3 separate regions of the Mus musculus genome follow, and all the other regions are linked to region 1. A link is a contact called in ENCODE Hi-C or POLR2A ChIA-PET data. All regions are on one chromosome and are shown on one strand. Each heading gives the region's core, a stretch centred on a gene start or an enhancer-like site at or near the end of the contact. The rest is flanking DNA. Distances are from core to core; before and after follow the strand shown. Region 1 holds the start of Ptch2 (patched 2). Region 2 holds the start of Plk3 (polo like kinase 3). Region 3 holds the start of Rps8 (ribosomal protein S8).

What was found. Hi-C counts contacts between places; a loop is a spot of excess contacts on that map. ChIA-PET counts read pairs that join two places held with the same protein, here RNA polymerase II (POLR2A).
Region 2: a loop to region 1 is called in a map of heart, with 2.5 times the contacts of the local background. The contact joins the promoter of Plk3 here to the promoter of Ptch2 in region 1. A Hi-C loop is called at or near these places in 12 of 37 maps with a recorded cell type or tissue (CH12.LX, adrenal gland, heart and 3 more). POLR2A ChIA-PET finds 5 or more read pairs at or near these places in 5 of 5 experiments (Patski and embryonic stem cell).
Region 3: POLR2A ChIA-PET joins it to region 1 with 13 read pairs in embryonic stem cell. The contact joins the promoter of Rps8 here to the promoter of Ptch2 in region 1. A Hi-C loop is called at or near these places in 6 of 37 maps with a recorded cell type or tissue (adrenal gland, heart, mouse embryonic stem cell and 2 more). POLR2A ChIA-PET finds 5 or more read pairs at or near these places in 4 of 5 experiments (Patski and embryonic stem cell).

What each region holds. Positions count from the first base shown.
Region 1 is chr4:117,094,535-117,097,412 of GRCm38, reverse strand. It overlaps Ptch2 (patched 2), which reads right to left and starts at 1,357. Exons shown (of 22, transcript NM_008958.3): 1 at 986-1,357; 2 at 374-566. The coding sequence starts at 1,057. RefSeq lists enhancers at 1,202-1,701, 1,264-1,722, 563-2,261.
Region 2 is chr4:117,132,441-117,135,490 of GRCm38, reverse strand. Plk3 (polo like kinase 3) reads left to right here and starts at 1,528. Exons shown (of 15, transcript NM_013807.3): 1 at 1,528-1,839; 2 at 1,989-2,096; 3 at 2,186-2,302; 4 at 2,457-2,586; 5 at 2,677-2,764. The coding sequence starts at 1,627.
Region 3 is chr4:117,154,621-117,157,797 of GRCm38, reverse strand. Rps8 (ribosomal protein S8) reads left to right here and starts at 1,666. Exons shown (of 6, transcript NM_009098.2): 1 at 1,666-1,740; 2 at 2,121-2,227; 3 at 2,691-2,790; 4 at 2,985-3,160. The coding sequence starts at 1,737. Snord55 (small nucleolar RNA, C/D box 55) reads left to right here and starts at 1,950; the gene lies at 1,950-2,027. LOC115490046 (a small nucleolar RNA gene) reads left to right here and starts at 2,509; the gene lies at 2,509-2,612.

The DNA of each region.
Region 1 (2,878 bases), core at 108-2,607:
CACACATTTTACTTCCTTTGGCTATTGAAAAATACATCTTGTTCCATTTGTAAACTCTGATGTACAGTTAAAAGAAACCTAGCTATAAACGCTAAATAAGCAGACACATAATCAAAGATGAATATTCCACAAGCTTATTCATAAGAGGCTACCATCTAGAGTTGTCCATTTATGGGTGAGAGAGATAGGTGTGAGACAGTTGATGGTAAAGACTTGCCTAGCTTGCACAATGCCCTGGGCTTCATCCACAGCACTGAGGGAGATTGGGAGAGAGGTAGGCTTTCTGCAACACACCCAGATACACAGGCTCTGAACAGGAGATGGCCCTCTCGATCCTTGACCAAAGCAGCTACGGCCAGCTCCAGTAACTCACCTTCTACCCAGAGCTGTTCTAGGTCTGTCTCAATTACAGCCACTCGGAGACCCAGTGCCAGAGCCCCAAAGGCCACCAGTCCCAGGAAGAGCACTTTGCCGCAGTGTTTCTGGATCCTGCACCCCAGGGAGAAGAGTAGACCTTGGAAGTAAGCTCGAAGCCAGAGAGGAGCCTGCAGGCTCCCAGCTAGGATCTGGGATAGAGAGAGGAGGAGGTCAGCCAGCTGTCAGCACAACAATGGAGGAGCTTTCCCTTTTCTCCCGGTCAAGTCCCAGTTTCCTGACTTCTGGATGCAGGGCAGGAAACAGCTACAGATAAAGGTTTCAAATGTGGAAGATTTAACTCTCTTTCCCTGTGCCTTCTCCATAAGCACACCTGAAAATGCCCATTTTTAGAAGGTTATGAGTCGTGAACACACACACTCGTTGTCAGCTAGGCAAAGAGGTGAACCCACAGACATAACTATTTTCACTGACCAGATAATAGGAAATAAACTAACAAATCACTTGCTGGCTCTCGCTTGTCTTCAAACACAGATCCAGTAACACTAGACTTCTAGCCCTACAGATGTTCAAGCGACGTTTAAGTTACAAACCCAGCCCCTCTACTCACATGAGGTGCGGAGGACCGAGCTGGAGGTGTGTAGCTGGGAGGTAGCTCTCCAAGGGACAGTGGCCGAACCATGCTGGTGAGGATGGGGGGCGCGAGCGCCCCCAACCTGCGTTATCTGAGCGCTGCCATAGGCTAGCTTGGCGCCTTGTGCCGCCCGGCTTCACCTGAGGATTCCTAGCTGCCGTGAACGGCCATACGGTCCTGGGTGAGGCGCGCGTAAAGATGCACAGGAGCAGCCCGCAGCGGCGGTGCGGGGTGGTGGCCCCAAGCCCCGCTGGATCTGTGGGCTGTGGTCCAAAGAGGGCTCCGCGTGTGGGTGGACCCGACTGGCTGCGAAGCACCTCACAGCTAAAGGTGGCGACTGTGGATCTCGGGAAGCACCAGGAGGCTCAGAAAAAAAGGAGCGGGCCGGGGTGACGCCCTCCCATTGGCTAAGGGGGCGGCAAATTACCCGCTGCCTTGCAGCCGGATCCGTTGCTAGGTAACGGCGCCGCAGGGGGCGGGGCAGGAGACCACCCAGGCAGGGCCACCCCTTTGCCTCGCCTCCCGGGCTCCCCAGCCCGCCCGCGGGGCCCTAAGGAGAGGAGAAGGGAGGGTGATCCTGGAGGCGCTAGTCGTTGGCCAAGTGTAAGTCAGGATGTTGAGAAAGGGAGTCTGCTGGTCCCCTTTGGGCCACCCTTTCTTCCCGACCCAGCGCAACCCTAAGGACCTCCTTTCCACTCTTTCCAAGCAGGCCAGACTCAGCTCTAAAATGCAAATCCCACGGCTGCACCAAAGCCCAAAGCCCTGCACCATCCAACTAAAGCTTTTTTTTTTCCTCTAAGTGCCTCACACCCACTCAGTTGCCTTCCAGTCCCGAATTGCCCTCAGTAATTTCCTAAGTTCACATGTTCTTGCCTTTGTACATGTTGGGGCCCCTTTGTCTTGGCAGATAACTTTTAAGCCTGAACTTGAATCAGTCAGCCTAAACTTTTGGAAGCCTTGGCAGATAATTGCTTTTTTCTTTGTGGTTCTTATTAACATTCAGTTTGTGTATTGTATTTTTAAATTTTTATTTTAACTTTTTTTTGTGAGACATGGTCTTAAGTAGTTCAGCTTGGCCTTCAACTCCTTATCCTGGTTGTGTCTGTCAAGTTAAGGGACTATAACAGTCCTGTATTGCCCAGCCTGTCTGATAATTGTATTTGTGATGACATAATTTATGTACAACATTGGGAAACATGTTGCTTTTCCAAGTGACTGTGCTATTTCTGTGCTCCTGACTGTTAAACTCTGATCGGTCATCTGAGGGTAAAAGTCTGACTCCTCATACAGAACATTTGGGAAAGGAGCCGGGCAGTGGCAGGCCCATCTCTTGTGAGTTCCAGGTCTCAGCATGGTCTACATAGAGAATTCTGGAACAGCCAGGGCTACCTAGAAAGATTCTGCCTCAGAAACAAAATACGTTTTTTGGGGGAAAAAAAAGACTTCAATAAATCTGTTGTTCTGATACTGCTATCACATCTGGCTAGCCTCTTGCTCAATTCTTCCAGACTTCTTAATCATTATATCATAAATATTTTATATTACTACACAGTCCTCTCATCAATCATTTGCAGAATGTCCTCAGGACAGATTCCCAGAAATGGGGTTGTTTGGGTCAAAAAGCATGAATATGGTTTTGGCCTTGCTACATACTGCCAAACTTGTGCAAATTAACATCATCAGCTCCAGGGCTTAATCCTAAGGGTTCCCCAGTTGGTTTAAGGGGTGGGCAGTTAAGGAGGAATGAATGTGTCTGTCTACAACACTGCTACTCTGTGGCTAAGAGGCACCTGGGCAGGAATGGAAGCCTTGGGCCTGGAGAGATAGCTCAGCAGTTAAGGCCACCTTTTGTTTTTGCAGAGGACCTGG
Region 2 (3,050 bases), core at 279-2,778, 38 kb before region 1:
ACTTTGCAGATGTTTTCAGTAAATCTGAGGTCTGAATGTATGGCTCCAAGTGAAAACGAAGGCTACACAGCCAGCAGGAGATCTGTGACCCCTGGAGAAAGTTTAGGGATTAAGATTCCACTGGGGAAACTAGGCAGGTGGTGGCATACTCCTTTAATCCCAGCACTCTGGAGGCAGAGACAGGCAGCAGATCTCTGAGTTGGAGGCCAGCCTGGTTTACAGAATGATTCCAGGACAGCCAAGTCTACACAGAGAAACCTATTTCAAGGAAAAAAAAAAAAAAAAAAAAAGATTTCACATCGAAGCCGGGCAGTGGTGGAGGGGCAGAGACAGGTAGGAAGTCAAGGCCAGTCTGGTTTACAGGTCGAATTCCTGGCTTCCTGGAAACTCTGTCACAAAACAAAACAAAAACCAAAACAACCCTCCACAACACCCCCCCCCCAAAAAAAAAACCCACACAGAAAAAGATTCCACATAGATCATAGATTCCTGCCACCTACTTGAGTTTATCTGTAATGGACTTCAAAGCTAACTGCCCAGTTGCAGGTCTCTAGCACCTAAGAGTGTCCAGTTCTCATTCCTCACTGTCTGGCCTTTTGCCTGCTGACTCGGTGCAATAGGTATTTTTGAGAATATGATGGGGAACTCAGGGTCTGGGGCAGAGGTACAGGTCTGGAGTCCCATCATGTCAAAGGTGAAGACAGAAGGACCTCGAGTTCAAAGCCAGCCTGGATCACATGACAGCTACTCTGCCTCAGCTCTCCTTTCCCTCAGAAGAATAATAAGGTAGAATTGGGTAGCAGAAGATGTAGCCTGGAACATGGTGAAAAACAGTGAATACTGGGAGGCAGGGGCAGGTGGATCTTTGATTTCAAAGCCAGCCTGGTCTACATAGTGGGTTCTGGGACAGCCAGGGCCACACAGAGACACCCTGTCTTGGAAAAACAAAACGCAAACATAAAACCTTGAATACCAGGCTCTGTTCCACAAACCCATTGCACAGTCCCAGACCAGGTAAATCGGGCTCTGCAGCGTGCTATTCCACAGTCCCCGAAGAGGGCAGCATGCTCTGTACCAGAGCAAGAGATGCTTGCAGGAAACCACCTGTGTTGGTGATGTGCACTGAGCAGTTTGCAACACCCCTGTCTTTCCTCCCCAGTTTGAATGCTAACCCTTACTGTTGCTCGAAAGAGGCCTCCGGATAACTGGCCTCCACTCCGACTTCAGCACACATTCTAAGGATGAAGGGGAAAAAAAGAGTCACTTGCACTGGGTAGCCTAGAGAAACGGAGCAGGGTTACACCTGCCAGGCGACTAGCTCAACCGGGGCTCCTTTAAGGCCAGAGCAGGAGGAGTGGCCTTTAAGAACGCCCAGGCAAGGGAAGATCTTTCAGGTGACGTAAGGCGGAGCAATGGGCGTGGCCTCTCCAAGCCTGGCAGCCAGGAAAGGGGCGGAGCTCGAGATGACGAAACACCGGGGAGGGGGCAGGGGTTCATTGATAAAAACGTCGGACTCCCCCTTGCCCTGGCGCGATCGCAGCGTAGAGAAACCAGGCAGCGCCACGCGCGGCCGGGGCCGGGCGGAACCGAGAACCAGCTCGGCAGGCGCTGCGCCGCGCCGTCCGCATGGAGCCCGCCGCCGGCTTCTTGTCTCCGCGCCCCTTCCCGCGCGCGGCTGCCCCGTCCGCGCCCCCCGCCGGCCCGGGGCCGCCTGCCAATGCCTCCCCGCGATCGGAACCTGAGGTGCTGGCCGGGCCACGGGCGCCGGATCCTCCTGGTCGCCTCATCACCGACCCTCTCAGCGGCCGTACCTACACCAAGGGTCGCTTGTTGGGCAAGGTGGGTCGGGGCTCCGGGGTAGCGTTGACGGAGGTGGAGGGGAGCTCTGCGGACCCGACCGGGCCACTCCGGAGGTGGAGAGGAGCTCTACGGGCCGGATCCGGCCACTCCGGAGCGCCCAGATCGATGATGCAGCTTCTTCTTTCTAGGGGGGCTTCGCACGCTGCTATGAAGCCACTGACACCGAGTCTGGTATAGCCTACGCGGTCAAAGTCATCCCACAGAGTCGCGTCGCCAAGCCGCATCAGCGCGAGAAGGTGGGTCCAGGCCCTGCGGTCCAAGGGATGGGGAGGGGATGGTGGCGTGGGAACCCTGGAAAGATGAGGATTTCACTCCCCTGTCGCAGATCCTAAATGAGATAGAGTTGCACCGAGACCTACAGCACCGCCATATCGTTCGCTTTTCACATCATTTCGAGGATGCTGACAACATATACATTTTCCTGGAGCTCTGTAGCCGAAAGGTCCGGAATGGGGGCGGGGTGGGTTCATTGGGAACAGGGGTAGGGGAGGAAGCGGGTTCTTAAGATCCAAAGCTGTTCTTGTCATCTTTAGCAAACACAGATGGAGGGAGGGTCTGGGAAGGCAAGCGGGGTCTGAAACAGTGACTTTCTGCAGTCCCTGGCCCACATCTGGAAGGCCCGACACACCCTGTTGGAACCAGAGGTTCGCTACTACCTGCGCCAGATCCTTTCTGGCCTCAAGTACTTGCACCAGAGGGGTATCTTACACAGAGATCTCAAGCTGGGTGAGATTCCTGCGTCTGGTCTGAAGGGTGGAGACCTGCGGAGGGATGAAAGGCGTTAAGAATCTGACGCGTCTCTCTGCTACTGTCTAGGAAATTTTTTCATCACGGATAACATGGAACTGAAGGTGGGGGATTTTGGGCTGGCAGCTCGATTAGAGCCCCCAGAGCAGAGGAAAAAGTGAGTGAGGGGATGGTGGCCACAGCCTGTTTGTGACACAGATGATGTACAAGGTGACCAGATATGTACTTGGGATAACCAGGGAAGGGGTAATGATGGGTTTTCTGTATGTGTGACAGTAGAGGTGGCAACCTAGGTCACTGGGTTAGGTGAAGAAGGACAGCAATCTTATGAGTGTATGGCACAGATGGGTGTCTAGGATTTTTGGAAATGTATGGGGAAAACATAGGCTAGGCAGTCAGCATGTGTAAGACACTGAATGGGAATGACAGATCATGATGGTACC
Region 3 (3,177 bases), core at 417-2,916, 60 kb before region 1:
AAGGCTGACACAGGAGGATTACCAGGAGTTCAAGGCTAGGCTGGGCTACTGTGAGCATGTAAGACCCTCAAAAAAACAAAAACAAAGCTGGGTGGTAATGCAGCTTTAATCCCAGCACTTGGAAGGCAAATCACAAGCTTGTGCCTTCAGGCCTGGCTCAAGAACACTTTTAAATGATATTAAAATGATTAAATGATATTAAAACAAAATTAAAAATCTCTTCAAGCCAGGCGGTGGTGGTGCACGCCTTTAATCCAGCACTCGGGAGGCAGAGGCAGGTAGATTTCTGAGTTCGAGGCCAGCCTGGTCTACAAAGTGAGTTCCAGGACAGCCAGGGCTATTCAGAGAAACCCTGTCTCAAAAAAACAAAACAAAACAAACAAACAAACAAAAAACCCCAAAAAAACAAACACAACAAAAAAATCGCTTCAAAACTGTAAAATCGTGGGGGGGGGGGGGGCTGGCGAGATGGCTCAGTGGTTAAGAGGGCCGACTGCTCTTCCAAAGGTCCGGAGTTCAAATCCCAGCAACCACATGGTGGCTCACAAACATCCGTAACGAAATCTGATGCCCTCTTCTGGAGTGTCTCAAGACAGCTACAGTGTACTTACATATACTAAATAAATAAATCTTTAAAAAAAAAAAATCGGATACACGCAGTAAAAACCTCAGAATCAAAATTTAAAACATTTGAAGTTAAAGTTTAAAATTCAAAAAGAAATCGGTCAGGTGAGAGGTCCCTTTAAAAGTAGACGTTCACTGACATTCAAGGCGACGTTTAAGTTTAAGAAATAAAATGTACTGACTGAGCTCTCATCTTGTCTGACGCCGGAGCCCCACTGTCCTCTGCTTTGATTTCACTTGGAGGGGTGTCTAGTGCCTCAGTTTCTCCTCAGCCGGCCGCTTGTTCCTCCCACTGAGCAGTAGCTCATTCTTTAGCTCAGGCTAGCCCTCAACTGGTGATAATTCTCTGTCTCAGTGCTGGATTTCAGGTTTGACCCACTGGGCCAGACCAGATTGTCAGATACTTTGGAATTGGAATTTCAGGAACTGTGAGTCGACCTAAGCACTTGATGCTTTTGAAGAGACCCTGAGCACAGTTTGCAGTACCAATCTTTCCAGAACTAAAACTGTTTTTAATTTCCTTTTTGATTGCTAATTGCTGCCATGTAAGAGATACACATGAATTTTGTGTGTTCATATACAGGGTCAAGTCCCCCTGTGAACAGAGCGTTGGAGCTTCTACTACTTCACTTTTCCAATTAGGGCCCTTTACTCTTTTTTCTTTTTTGGTTTTACAAGTTTACAAGGGTTTCTCTGTATAGCCCTGGCTGTCCTAGAACTCACTTTGTAGACCAGGTTGGCCTCAAACTCAGAAATTCGCCTGCCTCTGTCTCCCGAGTGCTGGGATTAAAGGCGTGCGCCACCACGCCCGGTTTAAAAAAAAAAAAAAAAAAAAAAATTTAAAGGACAAAATGTAAGCACAACAGGCAGGCAAGTGTGCCCTATAGCTCAGCTTAAGGAGCCCGCCCTCCAGACCGCCCAAGGTCAAGGGATTTGAGGCGGGGTCCGCGTGAGTTCGCACGCCGCAGGACCCTCCCCTGTGCCAGCGTCCCAGGCTCGCCGCGGCCCCAGGTCCTTCCCGGCAACCGGAAGAGACGTAAAGAAGGCGGGGCTGAGTTTTAGAAACCGGACCGTGAAGCTTTGCGCTTCCTCTTTCCAGCCAGCGCCGAGCGATGGGTGAGTGTTGCTGCGGGCCGGGTCGGGCCGCGGGGGAGCGAGCTCCATCCGTCTCCATCCTGCCTCCCGACGCATGCTCGGCCCGACCATGGGCCACGGGCAGCCGTGGCAAGGGCCTGCGGTGGGCTAGGGCTGTGGAGATCGCTGCGGCCGCCTCCGGGGCTCCGGGCTGCGAGCGGGCCAACATGGCTGCCGCGGGCCGGGCCGCACGCGGATGATGACACCTGGGTATGCTGCACACTCCCGACTGCGTCGTGGGGAAGCCAACCTTGGAGAGCTGAGCGTGCGGGCAGCCCGCGCAGCGCGGGGCTCGGGAGCGGGCTGATTGGCCGGCGGCGAGGCCCGGTTGCTCAGGCTTGCGTCCTCGCTCCCACACACAGGCATCTCTCGGGACAACTGGCACAAGCGCCGCAAGACCGGGGGTAAGCGAAAACCCTACCACAAGAAGCGAAAGTATGAGCTGGGACGGCCCGCTGCCAACACGAAGGTGCGTGCGGGGGTCGGGGGGAGGACGACTGGGAGAGGCTGCCTTCCCCTGCGCTAGAGCGTGTTTGCTGGGGAACACGAGTGGCTGTGATCACCTTTGTAAGGCTCAGGTTTCTCGGTGCTGGCGACTGGACATGGAAGTGTGTCCACGTGCAGGGTCTGTGCACCCTAATCTCCAAGCTTAGGGTCTACTGGAGCCTAGGAGTGGGAGAGCTGCAAGCTTGGTGTGTTCCTTACTGGGGTTCTTCCTGTGTTAGGGGGGGTCTGGCTTTTTCTGGAGGTAACTAGGGTGATGAAAACGTATCCTTAGGCGTGGTTATGGCCGTCTTGGCCACCTGTACACCACTTGCCAATGCAAGGACTTGTCATAGTTACACTGACTGTTACCTCCGTCTGGTTCGGGTTCCTCTCCCAGTCCCCACTCGTTTTGATGACACATGTTCTGGCCTTCTTGTGTTCTCTAGATTGGCCCTCGCCGCATACACACAGTCCGAGTTCGAGGAGGCAATAAGAAGTACCGTGCCCTGAGATTGGATGTGGGGAACTTTTCCTGGGGCTCTGAGTGTAAGTAGGTGTTGAAGTATTTGAATTTGTTCTTGCTGAAAGATCCTGAGGTAGTTGGAGAATTCTTTGCCATATTCTGATCTCTTAACTCCTGCAATGAGAGGTGCTTTCTAGAGAATGTTAAAAAAAGATTTCAGTAATAAAAAAACATTAACTGCCCCAGCCCCTGATTGTGAATCTCTCTTTGTATGCAGGTTGTACTCGCAAAACAAGGATCATTGATGTTGTCTACAATGCATCCAACAACGAGCTTGTCCGCACCAAGACCCTGGTGAAGAACTGCATCGTGCTTATTGACAGCACGCCGTACCGACAGTGGTACGAGTCCCACTATGCACTGCCCCTGGGCCGCAAGAAGGGGGCCAAGCTGGTGCGTTGTCTTCCTGT